Regions from separate parts of the Homo sapiens genome. Here region 2 is linked to region 1. Evidence: chromatin loops called from intact Hi-C (ENCODE). Cell type or tissue: chondrocyte. All regions are shown on one strand. Each heading gives the region's core, and the rest is flanking DNA. Links, peaks and the distances in the headings are about the cores only.

Region 1 (11,020 bases), core at 2,125-10,124:
AAAAAGATGAGGCCAGTTAATACAGTGCCCATGTGTTATCTCAAAGAGATCCTGAAGATAATGGAAGGCCTTCTAGAGCCTTTAGAAACTGCAATGGCATGATAGATTTATGATTTAGAAAAGCTACTCCATAAATGAGGCTAAAGCCACACAGGCTGGGAAGAAGGTGATAGTCATGAAGCATGAAGCAGGCCTGAGAGAAATATTATTTTTCTTTGCTTAGGAATATTTCTCAGAAGCAAAATATTGGGTTAAAAACTAAATATTGGAATGGAGCATGATAAATAAAAGATTTGGTAAGCCCTGAGTGCATATAAATGGCTTTATTTTGATAGTTTTTAGTTTATTTTTTCCATTATTGGTATCACCTGGCCAAGCTAAGAGTAATTGCCATTCTTTTCTCTTTATGTTTGATTTTAACAGTTTGAGTCCAGGTGTGTGGGTGTTTGTTAAATTCCCATTCTAAATAATTTCCTAAATTTTGACTCAAATTATTATTGCTATTTTCATTACTATTGTTATTATTATTACTATCATTATTATTTGTGAGGTCCTAGCTTTTCGTCATCTCATACATGGGTGCACTTCCATATGAATTAAGCAATAATGCATATTTTCTTTTAGAAAATGTATCATTTTCATTGCCAGTTTTCCACAATATAGCCTTAAAGTACTCATTGATCCCTTCATGTGTATCATTCTTACTCTTCTCTATTTCTTTGTGAGGTTTAAGTTTCCCCTTTGTTGTCATTCTCCTTCTGCTTGAAGAACTTTCCTTTAGTATTACTTGGCACGACAAATCGGCTGAGAATGAATTCCCTCAGCTTTTCTTTCCTTCCTTCCTTCCTTCCTTCCTTCCTTCCTTCCTTCTCTTTCTTTCTTTCTTTCTCTTTCCTTCTTTCCTTCCTTCCTTCCTTCCTTCCTTCCTTCCTTCCTTCCTTCCTTCCTTCCTTCCTTCCTTCCTTCCTTCTTTTTTGTCTGAGAAAGTATTCGGCTCAAGTTTTGGAAGATATTGTCACTGGTTGTGAAATTTCATTGACAAGTTCTTCTTTTTCTCTCTTAGTCTGTTAAAATGATCACTCCGATATGTTCTGGGTTTGTGTAGTTGCTGAGGAAATGTCTGCTATAATCCTTATCTTCATTCCCCTGTATAGAATGCTTCTTTTTTCTCTGCCTTCAAGATTTTCTCTTTATCTTTGGTTTTCATAGTTTAACTATGATGTGTGTAGGTGTGTCTTTGTTTTGTTTTTATTCCACTTGAGGCTTTCCAAGGGTTTTAGAGGTATGATTTAATGTTTTGATTCTTTTTGTAAAATTCTCAACTACTACTTCCTCATTTTTTTTTCTGATACATTCTCTCTCTCTTTCCTTCTTGTGGGACTCCAATTTCATGTAAATTATACCGTTCGATATTGTGCTGTTGCTCTTTGATTTTGGTGGTTTTTTTAAAAAAAAACACTTATTTTAACTCTGTATTTCAATTTCAATTTGAATTTCAATTCAAAAAATTAAATAATTTTTATTTACCTAATTTCAGACTCACTGAATCTTTCCTCATCTGTGTACATTCTATTTATGAACCTCCTAAGGATTTACTTTTTTATGTATGATTTTTTAAAATGGTTTGTTTTGGGTTTTGTTGTTGTGGTTTTTTTTTTTTTTAACTTACAGCATTTCCATTGTACTCTTTCTGTATACCTGTGCTAAATTTTCCCATTTGCCCATTCATATTGTCCATCTTTTCCACCAGGTGTCAAAATATTTAATCAATTATCTTAAAGCCTCTGTCAGTTAATTCCAATATATGAGTCATCTATCCTTATGTTGCTCACTTTTTTCTTGATTTTTTTTCTGTGTATATCTCATAATTGTTTATTGAATATCAGATATCATGCATAGAAGAATAGTAGAAATGCAGGAAGATAATATTTATACCTAGCAATGATTGTACCTCCTCTTTTGTTCTTCAGTTAGAATGTAGGGTTTGGCCAATCTAATCAGGAGTTTATGTGGTTTGGAGTTTTTGTTGCTATGATTATCTTCAATGAACTATAGACTTCAAGCTCCTCAAGCTACTCAGGATAGAGTCAGGATAGAGTCTCCTAGGTTTTTCTGAGAGTCCGTTTGTTTTTTCCCCATTCATTGTTAGTCAACACTAAATACTTGCACCACAGAGTATAGTCTCCCTCCAGGTTCTTGCCACTTTCCCAGTGATAGAATACCATACCAGGGACTTGGTGCTTGGCTAGTGGTAGAATTGGGAAAGTTCTTTGTTGTTCTGGTACAACCTCAATGTTAGGCAGGACCAATGTGTCTGGGCATCAGGAGTGATACATTTTTACTGTTTCCATACTTCCTCTTCATGGCATTTTGTGTATGTGGGGTGGGAGAGATAATTCTCCATCAGTCTCTTTCCTTCTGTACATCTGACCAGCAGACACACTGACAGCCTTTTTCTTCATTGGACTTTCTTTTCAAGAATATTTGTATAGTGAATATCTTTATAAGATAAAGATAGTGCCTTCCTCTGATGCCTGTCCTCTGCAGATTTGTTTGCTGTCTAATACAGCAACAATACTGTTTGCAGTATAATACAGACATATTTTTCTTCTGGGGCAAAAGTCAGGTAGATTTGTTTGTTGTCAATTATGAAAGATTGGAGCATCCTACATTAGGGCTCTTGTTCTGTAATGCAACTGACTGCATATGAAAGCATCATCTGACCCTCATCATCATGTCACCTTATGGGTAGTGGGGCTCAGGGTACTGGGGAAAGAAAACCATGACACTCTGACTACCACTATTGCAGTGAGTATTAAACTGCGTTCTGTCTCTGACCCAGCAGCCTCATGTCATTCTGCCAGCACTTAGAGAATTGTGTGAAACTAATGAGTTTTTAGCTTGTTAAGGTAGGGTAAAATCTCACACCCTTCATACTTCTTGAAAATCTTAGGTAGAAGTTCCCTGCCCCTCCATTAGTGGAATCAAGCCTCCACTTGAAATCTGTGTAGGATCCTGGGTCTCAGACTGTTTTGTATTTCTCCTCCCCAGGAATACAGGGTTCAACCTTTTCCCTAGTAGCAATGGAGTGTTGCCTGTGCCATAAGAGTTATCTTCTATCCAGAATCTAATTGAGTTTTCTTCTTCTCCTTTCTCATAGACTTAAACCATTTGCTTTATTTTTGTTTTAAAGTCTTCTACAAAGTGGACAGAGCCTTAACCCTCACAGATGCTAACAACTGCTTTATCAGTGCTCCTGAGAGGGAATTATTCTGGTCGCCCGCTCAGCCCTTAGTCTTTCTCCTAAGCAAATGGTAGAGACCCACGGATAAAGTCTTGCAACTTTCCTTGTGTCTAGGGCCCTTAGCAATCCCAAATGAACACATTAACCAATTCTCCTCAGCCTTTAAGTGTTCATTAAATTTTTTGCTTTTTCATTTTGTACCAATTTCTATGGTGGTCATCCTTTTTATATTCTCACTAAGCAATTTCTGACACAGTTCTTGTGTCCTGCCTCTCTTTGGATGTGATGATTCACCTTTAGAATTTGATTTACTTGTTTGCCTTTATGAACTAGACTTTTAATGAGTTTAAGACAAGTTATAGTCTTGTAGATAATGCCCATGGTCTGAATGGTTGTCTCCCCAAAATTCATATGTTGAAACCTAATCTCTAATGTGATAGTATTATAAGGCAGGTGATTGGGTCTTGAGGGTTCTGTCGTCATTAATGGGATTAATGCCCTTATAAAAAAAGACCTCAGAGAGCTAACTTGCCCCTTGTCATTTGGATAAAACTTCTAAGGTTCCTTAATTCCACTCTCTCATTTTAAAGATAAAGGAGCTATGCCTGTGGAAGGAAAAAATCAAATGGTCAAGTAAAAAAATCAAATGGCTGAAAGGCACTGTTGCCAGGAGAGTTACTTTCAATGTAACAGTACCTCTAAGGGGTTCAATTTTAGTTTGATCCAGCCTCTCTAGCCAGCTGTGTCTTTTCCACTGTATGAGGACACAGCAATAAATCACTATTCGCTAACCCAAAACTGGGCCCTTACCAGAACCTTACCTTGCTGGCACCTTGATCTTGGACTTCCAGCCCTCCCTGCTGTGAAAAATAAATACCTGTTGTTTATAAGCCACCCAGTTTTGTGTATTTTGTTATAGCAGCCTGAACAGACTAAGACAATAATCTAGCCTTTTCTCCCTGTTAGGTATAGAGCCACATTCTTTGCATGTTTCTAGTCACCTAGAGGATGAGTCTAGAGAAACGACATATTGTCTAATTCAATATTCAAATGGGATATTGTCCAGAGAAAAAAATATTGTTTAATTTGTTCACTTGACAAAGATTTCCCAAGTCTTACTCAAGACCAGGTTGTTATACTAAGCCATGTAGTGGGTACTGAAAGATGTACAAATCATGGTGGAAGAGTAATATTCATATCATTATCCAGGCTTCGGCTTGGAGGAATGCCAGCTTGGTTAGCCCATTGGCATGAATATTAACCCATTTGAGATCCAGCTACCTGGGCTCCAAGCTTTATCTTTAAGAACTCCCTACTAGTCTAGACCTTCCTTGTTCCTTCCTAGTTTATCAGATGAGTAACCACTCTCACATTACTGTTTTTCCTGTTGAAGGCACTGAAGGCTTCCTCTTTCTTCTCTTTTTCCTCACACACAGCTGGCTAGAGAGGCTGGATCAAACTAAAATTAAACCCCTTAGAGGTACCGGTACATTGAAAGTAACTCTCCTGGCAACAGTGCCTCTCAGCCATTTGATTTTTTTTCTTGACCGTTTGATTTTTTCTTTCCACAAGCGTAGCTCCTTTATCTTTAAAATGAGAGAGTGGAATTAAGGAACCTTCGAAGTTTTATCCAAATGACAATTTGTGACTCTTTCATTTTTCTTTTTTTGTCCTCATCAAGACAGATGAATTATATGATTGAGAGTTGGAAAGGAACATAGAAATAGATACACTAATCTTTTTGTCGTGAAAACGAGAAAATTCAGACTAAAGAAATTCAAATGATGTGCCCAAGGCTACACAGATGTAAAATGAAAACAAAAAATGAAGAACTAGATTTAAATCATCAGTGCTTGACCACAAGGAAGGCCTAGGAGAGGAGATAACTGCTTGGATTTGGATGAAACAAACTGTGTTCAAATCCTGGATCTATTGCTCAGTGATCTGTAAAACTTAAGCGCAGTGACAACTTCTCTAACATTCAATTTACCGTTTTGTGAAAAAGGAGTGACAGTGGCAAGATTTGTTTCCTAGGGCTGAGGTGGGCATTAAATGACACTGTTGTTGAAAGTACTCTCAATAAATAGACGAGCTTCTTTCGAACAGTACAATGCGCTTTATGATGTTGATGTATGGACTTTGATCAGTGGGAGAAATCGTCAAATCCGGGTTTCTTTGCCAAGTTTTGAATGGAAATACATTGCATTGTCTCACAGGCGTCTATGACACACAGGAAGGTCAGGAGTCCTTCGCAAATTTGGTTTATGCTATTATTCAGAATGGGTGAGTTTTAAAACTTTAATTAACCAAGTTAACCTATTTGTTTGCCAATGCGTGGAAGGTTGTATTGTTCTAACCACATTGCAACATTTTGGATAAAAGCGTAAATGTGGGTGTGGGAGGAAAAAAAAGAGAAACAGATTTGGATCAAAGCTACTGCGGAACAACTGCCACAGCACTCATTTTTTTCCCCCAAGGAATAGCTGTGGTAGAGAGCAGTGCCAGCTTGGAGTTTGCAACGTCTATTTTCTAGCCAACGCTATGATTTTTATTCCTGTTTATTGACCAAAAATTGCTTCATTTACTGAACCAACCACGTAGCGCAGCAGAGAGGCGGCTGTGGTTTCGCTGCCTGGGCCCTGAGCAATACCCACCTCTGTCCCATAGATGGCAGCATTTCACAAACAACGCCGCCACCGGGACGCATTGAGAACTCAGCTCCAGTAATCTGTTGACAGGATTAAGGACCCCTGTTGTTTTACAGGAAGTAAATAAATCCTTATGGTATTCTGGAAGGCTCAGAAGTATATGAGAGTGGTAGGAAATTGTTTATTCTATGGTAAAGGTATCAAATGAATATTTACAGCATTTAAAACAATTACCTCGGATTGATGTGGACTGGTGTTAAAACTCAGCCTGTTTGCATTATCTAGTTTAGAGTATTTGTTCAACTTTTGCCCAGTAGGTTTAGTTTTTCTGAGTACAGAATTTCTTGCTAGCATAAGTTGATGGTGAATGCTAAGGCTGATAAGATGGTGATAATTTCTCTTTAGAAATTAAAATGTTATCTATTTGTGCAAATCACTGTGTAAGAAAAACATAAACCACATGATACTGTAAACTCTAAGAACATGAAAAATAATGAAGAGAATAAAGGATGTAACAGTACAGGATGAATAGAAATATAGTAGGTGGGTTTAGGCAAAGGATTATCTTCAACTTTAAAATCCATTGAAATTGTCAATTTTAGACATGGAAAAGTTCTGTTATAAATCCAGACCATTGAATGGTTTCAGTATTCTTAAATACATTTCTGAGATATTTCAAAAACGACACAGGGCAATAATCTAAGTGAATCAGTGAGATTTACCCAGGGGTGGATTAAACAAGCCTACTCCTTAGATTTTCCACTGCCTTAGGGATGCACTATAATTTTCTATCCCTCATTTTTAGGCAACTTCCTTTACTCCATATGTTTCAAGAAGCTGATGATTTTTGAAAAGTACATTTGATTTGTGGTCATGACTCATTACCAAGTAAATAAATGATTATCATTTTGAGCTTCAACACACATTTTCTTTTTTAATTTATTTATTATTTATTATTTTTTAGAGACAGGATCTTACTATGCAGGGTCAAACAATCCTTCCACCTGGGTCTCCCAAAGTGCTGGGATTACAGGTATGAGCCACTGTGCCTGGCCCACAGCACACATTTCAGATATCCAATTAAAAAAATGATCAAGTGACAATCTCTAATAAAATGTCTGCTCTTTTATAATATGACTTGTCTGTAAAGACTTCACTAGACACTAAATTCAATTTTTCTTTTTAGATTCAAGTGTGAAGTCGAAATGTTGATAATTTATTCACAAGATAATGCCCTGTACAACTCTTATTTTTATGAAGGATAATTGGATAAATTAGCCTTAATAACCAATGAAACTCATGCTCAAGTACTGGACATGCTATTAAGTCTGTCTCCATTGGGCATCTGAATTATTCTGGCCTTCAGTTTCCATATTGGTAAGATGTCTATCATAATGATTTTATATAAAACAGTGTTAGGAATCTGATATTGACATCCAGTTTCTAAAGCCTTTCCTAAATTGTTAGGCAAACAAATGTTTAGTATTCAATTTACACAATGATATTCACTACCACTTATTAAACTGTTGCTTGTGTCGCCCCCCCCCCTTGTATTATGTCACATAATTGTGTAACTTTGTGGTGCAATCAATACTATTGATAAACAGTCAGTGCATCTTGGCTAGTCAAGATGTTGTCCGTCAAGAGTGTTTAGCTTGATAGAATTCAGCCAAGTGTAGTGAGAACATTGCACACTGTGTAGCATTGGTCACATAACTCAATAATACACAATCATAGCGATGCACAGGTGACAATAGTCTAACCAGTAGCTGCTTTTTGTTTGTTTGTTTAAGATGATTTCCTTCGATGCTCTGCATACAGCTTCAGGAAAATATAGAATGCCAGTCTAAAGTAAAACCCTTTCCAATGCATTTTTAAAAATTGTGTTAAGAAGAAATAACATGAGTTCTACCCTCTTAACAAGTTTTTAAGTGTACCATACAACATTGTTAGGTGCAAGCACAATGTTGTACCTCGGACCTCTAGAACCTTTTTTTCTTGCTTATCTGAAATTGTATACCCATTGAACAATCATTCCCCATCTTCTCCCCCTACCTCCCGGTAACCATCATTCTACTTTATGTTTCCATGAGTTTGACTGTTTTACATATGTCATGTAAGTGGACTCATGCAATACATTTTCTTGATCATTCATCCATTGATGGACATTTAGATTATTTCTATATCTTTGCTATTAAGAATAATTCTCCAATGATCATGGGAGTGAAGATACATCTCTTTTAGATCCCAATTTTAATTATTTTGAATGATTACCCAGAATAATTAACCAGAATGGAACTGCTGGATCATATGGTAGTGTTTTGTTGTTGTTGTTGTTGTTGTTACTGTTGTTGTTTTTTGTTTGTTTTGTTTTGTTTTTGTTTTGAGATGAAGTTTCGCTCTTGTTGCCCAGGCTGGAGTGCAATGGCGCGATCTCGGCTCACTGCAACCTCCGCCTCCCGAGTTCAAGTGATTCTCCTGCCTCAGCCTCCTGAGTAACTGGGATTACAGGCATGCACCGCCATGCCCAGGTAATTTTGTATTTTTAGTAGAGACAGGGTTTCACCATGTTGGTCAGGATGGTCTCGAACTCCTGACCTCCGGTGATCCGCCCGCCTCAGCTTTCCAAAGTACTGGGATTATAGGCATGAGCCACCACACCCAGCCCGTAGTGATATTTTTAATCTTTTGAGGAACTTCCATACTGTTTTCCATAGTGGCTGCACTATTTTATGTGCCCACCAAGAGTATACAAGCGTCCAATTTCTCCACAATCTCACTAACACTTTTTTTTTTTTTTATGATGGCCATCCTAACAGGTGTGAAGTGATAGCTCATTGTAGTTTTGACTCCTACTTGCCTAATGACTAGGGATGTTGAGCACCTTTTAATAGACTTGTCTGCTATTTCTGTCTTACATAGATAAATGTCTGTTTAGGTCGTTTACTCATTTTCTTAATCTGCTTATTTTTTGTTGTTGTTATTTAGTTATAGCAGTTCCCTACATATTAGTTCCCTATATATAGTTTCTATATATTTTGACTTGTAACCCCTTATGAAATACATGGTTTACAAAAATTTTCTGTCTCTGATTGTGTAGGTTACCCTTCTGTTCTGTTGATTGCTCCCTTTGTTGTACAGAAGCATTTTTAGTGCGATGGAGTACCATTTGTCTATTTTTGCTTTTGTTGCTTGTACTTTTAGGGTCGTATCCAAGAAATCATTGCCATGATCAATTTGAAGATTTTCTCCTCTGTTTCCTTCCAGGAGTTTTACAATTTCAGATTGTATATTCAAGTCTGTAATCTATTTTGAGTTGATTTTGTATCTCCTCTGCATTTTTAAAGTCACTATTTTGTTTTAAACTTTATAATCAATCTTATATGAATATGCAACAAATCTATACACATCATCCTAATTAATTATCTCTCTTGACTTTTAAAATATAATTAAAAAGTTGTTTCTAGAACTATAAATAATCTTGACTGTTTATAAAGCAGTTTCATCAGTATTTTGAATTGCCTCTTTGAAATCATATGATTACATATAAATAAGTGATATGGGCCAATATTTTTGAATGACTTAAGATATTTTCACAAAAACAGGGAAAATACCAAGACATTTGCCTAAAGCTTAGTAAGAATTCCAAACCTATAGTTTCCACGTCTTGTAATTTCTAGAACAAATTAAATACATACAAATTAAATAAATTAAATATAATAAAACATAGTCATAATAAGACAAATCATTAACTAACATTTAATGAAAAGTGATTTAATTTCTTACTTTTGTATGATTGTTCATGTGAACATATTAAGAATCAGAGGAAAGTAAAATCCCCTTTTGAGTCCTAGAAATAAGGTCACTACACTGATGGTCTATTTCCTGCAACTCTTGTCTTAGTTCGTTAGACTCTATTACTGACATGGCCAAGGCCAGCATTCAGCCCCCACATGGCGTGTGGCTCTTCTCCAGCATGCATTCAGGTCTGCCTGTTGGCTTGGAAACATTTCTAATCCTGCCCTCATTTCTGGAACAAATGAGGCACTCAGGATTCTTCATTACTTCAGGTACCTAGGTGGATTTCCCTTTTGGTCGCAAACACAACTTGACATCTTATTTTTTCCTACTTAACGTCTCCGGCATCTATCTCTTCCTTTCAGTTCCCACTGCCCCCAAATCATCATCTCACATTAGGATACACTTCATAACCAACTGGGCTCCATTCCTGGTGTCGCTACCTTTTAATGTCACTAGAAAATTCTTCCTAAAAACCTCATTTTAAGAGCCATCGGTCGCTAATCCTGTCAGAGCCCTCCACTTGATTTTCAAGGCTGTAATCTAACCATGTCTTGACCATCCAATCTGATCTCCCATTCCTTGCCAGTGTGAACTCTGCAGATCAGCCCACCTCCTCATAGCTCAGAACATGGCATGTCATGCTCAGCTCAATGACTCTGCTCCTTTCCCCACATAAGGAATTGTCTCCCTTCTCCACCACCTATGTCCGACTCCCCTCCTTTAAGTGTCCACACTGATTTATCCACTGTTGTACCTCTGATTGGAACCGAGCCTGGAACATGGTAGAGACTCAATGACTAGCCCTTCGGAGTCTGAGTGAACCCAGAGGCCACTTTGCCTGTGATGTTTATCTGAATATTCAGGTCACAGTGGCTTCTCTTTTCTCTAAAATCTTTCCATGCATATGGTCTGAATTGCACTTTTATATATCCTTTTATGTTCCTGAGTAGATCGGTCAACCAGTATTATTTCATATAGGATTTTATGCTATCATATTGTTTAATAACTACTGTGTTTAACAATAACTCGCTGGTCTATGCTTGCTTCCTTTTACATTTGAGAAACTGTCTCATGGCTTATGATTTGTACTGCAAAGTGATTTCTCCACAGGGAGGAGGCATAGCATGGTAGGTCAGCACATCCACATTAGATTCAGGTCAATGTGAGTGTGATGGATAATTTTATGTGTCAATCTAAGCTAAAATATGGCCAGGTAGCTGGTAAAACATTTCTGAGTGTGTCTGTGAGGATGTTTCCAGATGAGAGTAGCATTTTAAAAAATAGCCTGAGTAAAGAAGCTTGCTCTCATCAATGCACGTGCACCATC
Region 2 (11,020 bases), core at 1,866-9,865, 270 kb after region 1:
ACATCTATTTTTAACATTTTAGTAGGTAACAATGATAAACAATGACAAAAATAATAGGTAAAAGTGTAATTTCCATTTTTATAATTTCCTAAATATATTTTTCTTCTCTCAAATTTAGAATATTCATTTTTCTTCTTAGTTCTTGGGAGAATAAAAGCATTAATAAGAGAGCACCCAACTGAATTTGGTTTTTGTTCAGTTTTACTGAATACCCATTAAGTTCGATAGGAAATACACCAAGATAATTAAATGAGGAGTTAAAAAAAATCTAGAAACTATTTCAGGATACTGCTTGCTTAATTCTAGATTATAATTATGTTTAGTATGTGCCAGGCTCCATATTAAATAGTTTTTGCAAAGGCTGAAATATCACACAGGGCAGGTTGTAATGTGGTTGAATCTGCTTAGGACATGCGAATGGGAACACACAGACATAGACACACCAGATGAAGGAGGTGAATCTCTCAAGATGAACACGCATTCCCCATGGGGTTTGGCCAGGGAGAAGGTGTATGTTCCAGGTACACAGATCCTGAACTACACAGAAAGATGGAGATATCATGGGCTCTCCTCTCAATTATCTGTCAGCTTGGTGGGGTGCTAGGGGCAGGCTCATAAGTTACTAATTACAGGACAATGTAGTCAGTGCCTGATAGATGGAAAAGTCCTATTTTTTTTTCTTTTCTTTTCTTTTTTAGACGGAGTCTCACTCTGTCGCCCAGGCTGGAGTGCAATGGCATGATCTTGGCTCACTGCAACCTCTGCCTCCCGAGTTCAAGTGATTCTCCTGCCTCGGCCTCCCAAATAGCTGGGATTACAGGCATGTGCCATCATGCCTGACTAATTTTTGTATTTTTAGTAGAGATGAGGTTTCACCATGTTGGCCAGACAGGTCTCAAACTCCTGACCTCAAGTGATCCACCTGCCTTAGCCTCCCAAAGTGTGGGGATTACAGGTGTGAGCCACTGCACCCAGCCTGAAAAGACCTATTTTTTAGAAGGAAAGAGGCGAGGGAAACTTTTATGTCCTTGGGAAAACAAGGGAAGGCTTGACATAGGAGATATTCCGTAACATTCAAGAACTTTCAGTTTTCTCATGCCAAAGCAAAAACAACTCTAACTGAAGAAGCCGGTGCATTTAATCTGTCACATTCATTGTCTCTCTGATGTGGTGTTGGGGATAAATCCTCGGGGAGGCCATTCCCTTTGTTTTCCCCCATGAATTCTCTGATGTTGGGGAACACATGTGCTTTAGGTGAAGGTGCTTCCCATGTTGATTCTATTTAAGGAATTCAATATGGTTTTGAGTGACATCTAGATAGTTCTCTTTTCTGTCCTTTTCAGAATCAGAGAAGGGTAGAAACAAAGCAAGGAGCAAGCTGTTTCAGGATAGTAATGGGATAGGGACCGAAGTGCCACAGCAAAGATGATGTGGCCCAGGGAGAATTACATTTCTATGAATTGATGAGAATGAAAGGGCGGAAGAAGAGAGGTAAAAGAGCGTTCAATTTGACTTTGGTTTGCCTTGGATACCTTAGTCCTCTTGGTCTCAGGCACTTTTTTGAATCAGATGCATCCAATGCGTCTCTTCCCATGATCCCCCCTGCACCTTTTCTTAGTGAAGACAACACCTCCAATGATCTAATCTGGCAAAAAGTGTCTCCCTGTTGGGCATTTTTGTCCCTGGGTAATTTTGATCTGAGCATAAAAATACCAGCAGGCCTGCTGTTTCCATAGACAAACCAGATGACCAACACAAAGTAAGGGGCTCAGGAGCAGGCATAACGTGGAAGAGAATAGAAAGCTTCATTTGGTTATCATAACCACTCTTTCTTTCTACTCTCAAAGCCACTGGCACGTAATCTGTCAACATATGCAGAAGTTATTTATTTCTCAAATGGACTTATATCCAGATTTGAAAAGAGTTGAGTTTTAGTATAAATAGATCAACAATTCTTGAATGTAGTTCTATTAGAGAACTCCACCAGAAGATATTATTATTTATTCAGCTTTGAGTTAAATGCAGGAAAGGTAGCAGCAAGCTGTCTACACCAGAAACCAGAAATCTTGAGTTCTCTGTGTGATCAGGAGCTTCTTGACCTCATCTATAAAATGAAAGAATGAGCTTGCTGTTTCCAAAGCTTACCTTTAGTCCTAGCATTACATAAGTAAAATATTTAGATATCAGATAACTTGGGTGGTGGCCAATTTTTATGCTGAAAATCTAGCAGAATTATTATAAATACAAGTTTTCTTAATTTAAGAAAAAGGAATCATTGGTATTATTTTGGATCTGCTAATTTAGTAACCTAATTTATGAACCTAACCAATTACTAATGATGACTTTAAGGTTTTTGTAGGATTATGATAATAATGTGAATGAAACTCTACTAGCTCATGGTCTTAAAGTTTTGTATAAACAGTTTTGGCATATCTTATCTATTTTATGATCTACAATAGACAACTTAATCCTATTATGACAAGAAGTAGTTGGCAGCTTGAAATATGCATTTAGGAACCTAAATCAGGAGCTTGGCACTAAAAATCAGGTATGTGAAGAATCAAGTGTAATATGAGGTTCTAAATATAGAAATTTGTTCACTAATAAGGTCTAAAGCTTGGAAATTAGGCCAGCGTTGTGCTTTACAAGCTAAATAGCTACAGTTAAAGCCAAAATTGGGAACTTTGGGCAAACATTTAGATGCTGCTGCTGCTTTGAAGTTTAGAAAAATGATATGAATAACTACAAACGAATGTCACATTGATTTTTATTTGAGTTAATTATCAACTTTTCAACATGTTTTTCTTTTTATATATACAGTATTTTGAGTGAGTAATAGTCTGAATAGTTACAGAACTTTTTTTTCTTAACTTGTAGGTATGGAAGTCTCAGTTTTTAATTAACTATATATATATATTATAATTTTATAAAGAAAATAATTTGCAAGTATTTGGGAGGGTAAGTAAGTGGTAATATTTCTTATTAAAATCTTATTGGTAGAGAATATAGGAAAAATTAGATGTATAGAGAGCAATCTGTTTGCTCTTGGAAGACAAATATTTATGATTTTATTATAAGATGTAAATTTTCATGACTGGAAAATATGAGAATAAAATTATTTATATCAAGATTCTTCAACCAGTAGAGTATAGGATAATCCAGCCTGTGCACCAGGCTTAGAAACCATGTAATACAGTTATATATGCAACATGAAATTTTTAATCAGAAATCTCTGGATTTAAATATCTAGAAGACATTTGCTATTTTCTAGTTATTAACTTTTAAGTATTTATTTTGTATATAGAAAATATGTGCATGCATACATAATTAGGTTTGATCTGTGCCATCTTACTCTGTATTTTCTGTGCGTTCTTGAATGCTTAATACTTGGGCCACATTGCACACCATGGACTTAAGTCCTAGCATTGTTTCACTAAACTTAATAGGACATTCTTAGAGAGAAAAGTGGGCACTTCTGTCCAGACAATGGGAATCATAGTTTTCAAACAACTTAGCAATGGTGTCATTAGGGGGATGTTAACTGCCAAATACCATTTAAGACATACTTTTCATTTGCTCTGAAAAAGTTGCAGTGCTTTGAAAGTCCTTCCAGATTTCTTTAAATGAAATCCAGAATACATTAAATTAGAACCATTCCTTAGAGGACTTGATTACATACTGATTTTTTAGCAAAGTATAAAGATTAAGCCAACTTTGAGACTTGTAAAGAAAGCACTCTTATTTTAAATAATTGTCTAAAGGTGAAAAGAACCACCTAAATGCACCCTCGCGTATCTACTAGATAGACTGGTTTAGGCACTTATTTTATTTCCAAATTGCGTGTCTGTGGTGTATGACCTCAAAGCACCAGCTACCTTGGATTGCTAATAGTCTTCAGGCTGAAACTGGGTGTCATCAGGCAGAGTGCTCTCCACTTTGGAATTTGCTCTCCATTGAGCAAGCCAAACCAGAGTGTGGTGACCCTGGAGCATGGGGCAAGGCCCATTTATTTACTCAGATTCTGCCTTGGGGCTGAATTCATGAATGAGTGATATTTTGTTTGGGACACAGTAGAAGATGATGAAGTCTAATCCATTTTATCAATATGTTCATGATTCTATTTGTGCGTCTGTGTTTTGTTATTTTAGGTGTTAGTTGTTACGACCTGAAGCATGTGCGTATTTTGATCACTATGCTCTTTTGCAAGGGCAGATTTGAAGAGCACATGCTTCCATAAAGTGAGAAAAAGTTTCCTCTTAGGTGGATTCATTCTTTTCTTTCTGTTGAGTGAAATGGTCTGCTTTTCGGGGCTGCAGGTGTTTAATGCCCATATTTTCCTTTTCTATTCTGGTAGATATTTAAAAACCTTTAAAATAAAATTCCATCATAGAATGAAGACTTGCCTGTAATAAACCCTATCCTTAAATTTGCTTTTTAATAATGTGGAATGCTGACTCTGGCACCAGTTCTAAGTTGGTCTTTTTCATAAACTAGTAAAAGAATTGTTTCTGAGGCTGACCTTTTTATAAGAGCATGTTAGCATACATGTTGGTATGTATTTCCACGTACAAATTTGGATTAATTAAGCTTAAAATTTAATTTGCATTTTCAGGAAAGTTTTGAAATTTTGATTTTGAAATAATGTCTCTCTTTGAAAATCTTGATGATTTAAGGTTATTATTTCCATAGCTTTTCCGGGAGAAAAAGTAGTTACTATGACCCACATTTTATGGATGATAGGGAAAGAATTCCCATTCTTTTTGATCAAATGAGTTAGTGGAGGCCACAAAAGCCAGCCCCACTTCTTGCCAGGGTTATAATTCCCAAGGGTGCAGCTTTTAATTCTGACTAAGAACAATGGCCTAAAAATAAATTAGAGCAATACCTAAAATATTATATGTGAATAACTATTTTGGATCTAAATTCCAAGTTCTTTTTACATTAAAAACACAATGCCTAATGGTTCATAGTTGAGGAAGAGGATTAAGCCGCTTTCTCAAATTTGTTTTACTCCTTTGTGGCTTTAAACCAATCCCTTAATAGGATTTAATTGTGACTTTGACAATTAAGCTTTCTATGTAATGAAAGGCCAGTGGTTGTTTTGGAAAAAGATAAGTGTTATAGGGGGTATTACCTTTGGAAGTTTATGAGTCTAAAAGTCAACGTAATAAAACATTGCAGTCTTAGAGGGAGCCTATGTAAATGTGTTGCTACAGTAGTTAAGTATATAAATGACTTTTCTACTTATATAGACTTCTGCACAGCTCTTATTTATAGCATACAAATATATATTTACCAAAGAGAACTTTAAGAATATATCAGGCCTGGGAACTTTTACTTTCATTGTTTAAATAAATAAATAAATATATATATAAATTACATATATTATTTTTTGTTTGGGTTATTGGTTTATAGTTGCTTCTATGCATGTCTATTTGTTTTCTTTTAAAAAGAATTTTGCAATATTTTTGCACCATATATACTTTATATATATAGTTTATATATATAGTTTATATGTATAGTTTATATATATAGTTTATATGTGTATATATATATGTGTGTGTGTGTGTAAAACAAATGACCTTGATTCAGAAAATTATATTAGCACTGTCAGAATTAGCCTTTGGTATATTATTTAAATAGTCTATATTTCCATGAAGAATGGATTTACTACTTGAATAACTTTAAAAATGGAGTCGAAAAACCCAATAATCTCTTCCCCTAAATTCTACAAATAGAAATCCTTATGCTGTCACCATAAATGGCTTTCCCCACCAAGGGCAAGCCTGCTATGTAGAAGAAACGCTACATTATATTTTTAAGAAATTGTTTTAGAAAGAAAATCATTTTGTTTTCTCAATGTCCATGATATGTAACATGCCATTCTGTTTTAAAACCTAACAACATCTCAACCAATCTCAAGATCAGTTATTAAAGCTTGTCCTGTCTGTCATGAGCTAGTGTTACCTCTTGCAATGTGGCTGGACAGCATTCTTATTCTCACTTATAAAGTGAGATAGAATATTCAGTTCCTCCTGAACACTTTTTTCTTTTTTTTTTTTTAATAATAGAGAGTAGGTTGGCAACAATAGGGGAATGTGCATACAGATGTCAATTTGGGTGTTATTTTAATCACCTCCCTTAGGATGAATATAATCCGTTAGAGATTTATGTAGGTGCACGTGTGAGTGTATGAGATTGTATGACATTTTTTACTCAGATCTATTTTATTATGAAAAAAAATCTTGCAAATGTGTAAATTGCATTGAACACTGCCCGGTCCTCTTCCTTCCTCTCCCTTCTTTTCCTACACTCATCAATGACCCAATTTATGAACATGCAAGCTGGTATTCCTTTTGGTCTATATTCTTACTTAGAAAAGAGAGATCAAAAATGCATCAGCATAGACAAACTGCTGTAATCAGTAAAGTTGGAAGCTGACACACTTATAGAGTCCTGCTTGCCAAAAATAGGATTTCATTTGTACTGGAATTTTTTCCCCTGAACCAGTTTTGCCAATGCTGTAGTAAATGACAACTTTGGGAATGCAGGATTGGGAAACACGATGTTTCAGTAGGTGGCGCTTCAACACAGCCCACCTGCTCGAGGGCTTACGTGAGTGCTCAACTTTCTAATACCTGTGGTGCATCAAAGAGGCTTGGCCCAGTTTGTTAACATCGCAGCCAGACTGTTGTCTCAGGCAATAACGACGTCAAATGCAGCTGAAACATCTAGGCGGGAAGGACTGTTACTGTAGGTCACTGGTAATTATTTTCACACACACACACACACGCACACACACACCTTCATACATACCTACACTAGCTCTACTTCTAAAATTAAAAGCCAGAGAGAGCCAGTCTCAAAATGTCAATGATACTGCAATAATTTCAGCTTCTTATTTATTTTTTGTTTGGGTTATTGGTCTATAGTTGCTTATTGTCTGTTTTCTTTTAAAAAGAATTTTGCAATATTTTTGCACCATTAGTTCTTAGTAAACAAAAAGATTTTCTCTTTCAAATAATATTACTATTTAAATAAAATAAAAGAGTATACAGAAATACCAAAAGTTCATTTTTAAAAATTCAGTAAAAGAAACCATCTGCAGTGAGGCTCCCTAACATGCCTGTAAATTGACATAAACCAGGATGATTAAGTGGATGATAAGCCACATGTCATTGACAAACAGGAATAGAGATGCCTGGAGAGAAATGTACTATAAAGGGCTTCACTGCACCAAGAAAGCTCCCTATGGTCCATTGACCTAAAGATATCTGCAAACTTCATCCAAGAGAAGATGAAGAAGGAGACTAGAATACTTTACAATAACTAGAGACTCATCTTTGAAAAGATGAGAAACTGACTAGTATTTTTTTTCCTGATCTGTCAACCAACATTCAGAGTTCAGAATATCACAGGTATTTTAGATTGTTATGTAATTTGCTAATGTTTTATTGAAATCTTCTAAATATACAATAAATAAATTTCCATAGAAAATACTGTATATTAGGAGGGTTCATTCTGCTTTTCTTTGCCTTTCAATCTGCTGCTTTTATATAAATTGAAATACACATTTTCAGAAGAGTTAGTAAATATAACTTGCATTTAAAAAGTATTCTTTAGTATATCATATTGATATGAAAACTTTATATATAAAGTAATGGCATTTGTAATTGGTATAAAAACAACCCAATTAAATGCATGAAATAAAAGAATAAAAATGCTTTCTGTTTCTCCTAGATCATCTGTTGTTTATTCTATAATTCATGGACACCTAAAAAATGAACAGAAAGATACATTTTGGGTTCTTATATAGTTCTAAAAAGCTTTCAGATAATAAAGCATAGTAATATAATTTTTTAAACGATCAGGGATTAAAATATTGAACACAATTTTTTCCTCCTGAAAAAGGCTGATAGAAAAAAAGCATCAGCTGGCTTTCTTCTTTTGTCTATAATTCTTGATGGAATTATAAATTTAGAAGAAATAAACACAAATTGAATTTTTAAATTCCTTTCTCCCCAAAACCACAGTGTGTATCACTGCTATGATGTAAGTTTTAGTTTTTGTTTTTTTTTAAGAAACATATCTTTCCTATATGCATCTATTAGACTTGGATACTTGCTCTCTCTTTCTGCATATTTTAAAGCTTCCCTATGAAGAAGAAGGAAAAGGGCCCTCTAAAATTTCACATCTTTGTTATTAGAATATATTGACATCCCTTGCTTCGTTGACTTTTTATTACAGTCCGGAGGAAAAAAAAAAACAACAAACGATTGTCAGTGTCAGCTCAGCTCTTTGTTGTGATTCCAAGTGAAGATTTTTGGCATTTTCTCTTTGCTTTCAGCTTTGTGGATTTTCTTTTTCACTCTATCTTATTTTCAGTGGAAGTCAGGTTAAAGACAAACTTGAAAGCTTTAGGATTATTATTTTTCCTTTTCCATAGGCTTTGGCCCACAAAATGCCAACATAAAAGATAGCTTTGCATCAGGCTCCCTTGGCCACTGGGTCCTCCGCTGAGGCCCTGGCATCTGTCAGCGAGGAACACTCCAATCTGGGCTCCCTGCTGAGCTGAGATGTGGCTGCCTCCCCCAATAAAGGGCCACACCGCTCCTGAGCCAAAGCATGGGACCATCTGATGCGAGTCTGGCCTAATGAAAGTCCAGCATGGGGCTAAATGAGTTTCTACCACTGCTGGGTGAGGGGCTAATGATAAAACAGCTCCCTGGGCTCACTGCTGCTGTTGGTATCTTTGTCAGGGCATATGGCAGTTGGCTGAATGCCTTACTTGTGAGATTTCCTAGCAGATTTATCCTGAGAATGTGTTATATCTTCCCTTCTCCACCTCCCTTTGGCCTCCTCTTCAGCTCTTCTGTACTCTTGAGGGTCTCCTGATTGTTGGGCCTTAAAGACTCTCTTTTTATTTTGTAAAATTGTGAATTAAAAAAAAAAACTTGGATGGCAAAACAGAAAAATGGAAGAGATAATGATATTGACTTACATCCAGTGGGTGGTTTTATTTCCTTTGGAACATTATAAGCTAAAAGCATAAATTTCACAAGCCAGAGAAACAATCAGCTTGAAACTTGTTGAATACAGTAATGCTACTCAAAATTTTCTTTATCATGTGCTCTTTCCTTCTTTCTTTCTTCCAATGTACAATCCATCACTTCTATAATGTATTTAGGAATTTATAATAAATGATAAATAAGTGATTTCAAAACTTTTTCATTACCAACATTTTCCAGTTGATTTAATTAAATACTATACAGAAAAAAAAGTTTCTTTGGTTTACTCACTATCCTTGTCCTTAGTATCCTGAGAGAAGACACATTTTGGGAGATTCTAATTTATGGGTGCATTGCATAGGCCAGTTTTTTTTTTTTTTTTGGATATGTTTTGGTTTGATGTATGTAGATTTAGAGCACAATTTGAATTGCTATGGGAAAGTGCCTACAATAAAAACTAAAGCAATCTTCCAAATCCTAGAAACATTTCAAAAATGTATGTCCTACTCTTTTTACATTTATAAGTTCCTTAAAAATAAATAAATACTTCGATGCCAATTCTGATATTTTAATATTGCCAGCATATTATTGTATCTGAATTTGGTTTGTTTGATTCTGTGATTTGTTTTTAGATACATTCTTATTGCTCTTGTTAGTTTACAAGTAGATTAAAATTGATGATAAAAGGGCACGATCATGAAAGCTTTATATAATGGTATATTTTATTCTTTATATTGGAAAGTCACACATCTAAGAGCAGCAGGGTTATGCAGGAAGGTCCTAAAACTTAGATATTTTTAAATGTAAAGGTCATGATTTCGGCTCTTTTTGCTAAGGTGCCTCTTTCTCTGTCACTGTCATTCAACTTACGTTTCTGTCAGAAATCTCCAGGACTTAAATACAATGTGAAATTTGCACAGCTGCAAGAAATAGCCCATTCTAATCTAAATATAAGTGATCCTTTCATAAACTTGTTCTGAAGAATTCTAAATGAAATCTCTTAAAAATCACATGTTTCTTACTGAATGAACCCATTTGCGTGGAGAGGTTCCACATGGGCCCCAGGTGGTCCCCCGTGTCGGCCACGCGGTCAGTGATATGATCTAAATGAGATTGTTTTCTTGTAAATCGCATGCTGCAGAAATACCATCACGTTCCACATGCGGTATGCCCCATTTTAATTTATTCCCATGACAAAAACTCCATTAATATAATTTTGGAACAAAGTGAAAATGATAGGAATTTTCTGTGTCACAGAGAAACTAAGCCTGCTTTTTTCTTAAGGAAATACTGCTTTAAAAATGCAAGAAAATCCAGTTGCTAATTTAAAGAAATTCTTCTTAGTGCAAACATTATTCACAAAGTATTTTCAAATCTGCAGTATTGAAATAAATTATAATATTTTCCCCATATTTTTATATGTTACTTTGTAAGCTGTCTTCACATTTTTAAAATCTGTATCTGTTGGCGTTCCCTAATAAACATATTAAAATATTTTTATATGCTAGTATTTTTGAGGCTTGCCGTGAACCAAAACTACACCTCTCATTTGGCAATTGCAAGTGTACATTATTACAGGATTCCCTACTTCCAGACAAATATGAGAGAATATGGAATAATGAAAGAATTATGTACTAAAAAGTCAAGAAGCCTGAATTATCACAATTCTGTCACTTCATAGGAACATAGCCCTTTCGATTAAAAATTATAATAGCCACACATTTGCTGATCCATCGTGTGTCAGATACTTTATCCCCCCTCCATGATTTTCTTTTATTCGCATAGAGTCACTGAGGTTTAGAGAACTTTAGAAACACATCCGGAGTGTCACAGATAGTAGGAGACACAACAGAGCTTCAAAACTTCATCACTTCAGACATTGAAATCATCAAAATGTATTCTCATTCCACCTTCAAACTTTTTTTACTCTCTCAGAACCACAATTGTGGACTAGGAAAATTTGAGATCTAAACTAGAAAGTTTTGGCTTTTATCTCAGCTATAAAATTCTGC

Evidence for each region. Hi-C counts contacts between places; a loop is a spot of excess contacts. Peaks named below come from ENCODE experiments on the same cell type or tissue, not always from the same donor. Only the 100,000 strongest peaks of a DNase experiment are listed, where the experiment ranks them.
Region 2: it touches region 1 in a loop (2.3-fold over the local background); 11 of 110 quality-filtered maps call a loop at or near these places.

Annotation. Positions count from the first base shown.
Region 1 is chr6:8,977,425-8,988,444 of GRCh38, forward strand. The region is part of intron 2 of LOC105374914 (a long non-coding RNA gene); the gene reads left to right. Among named protein-coding and RNA genes, the nearest start is that of HULC, 330 kb to the left of the region's middle. RefSeq lists an enhancer at 5,752-6,046 and a silencer at 5,952-6,001. In chondrocyte, for the core only: CTCF peaks have their summits at 5,919 (motif pointing right) and 6,160; no DNase peak of the experiment used is centred there.
Region 2 is chr6:9,244,380-9,255,399 of GRCh38, forward strand. No RefSeq gene overlaps it. Among named protein-coding and RNA genes, the nearest start is that of HULC, 600 kb to the left of the region's middle. In chondrocyte, for the core only: CTCF peaks have their summits at 6,580 (motif pointing right) and 6,784; no DNase peak of the experiment used is centred there.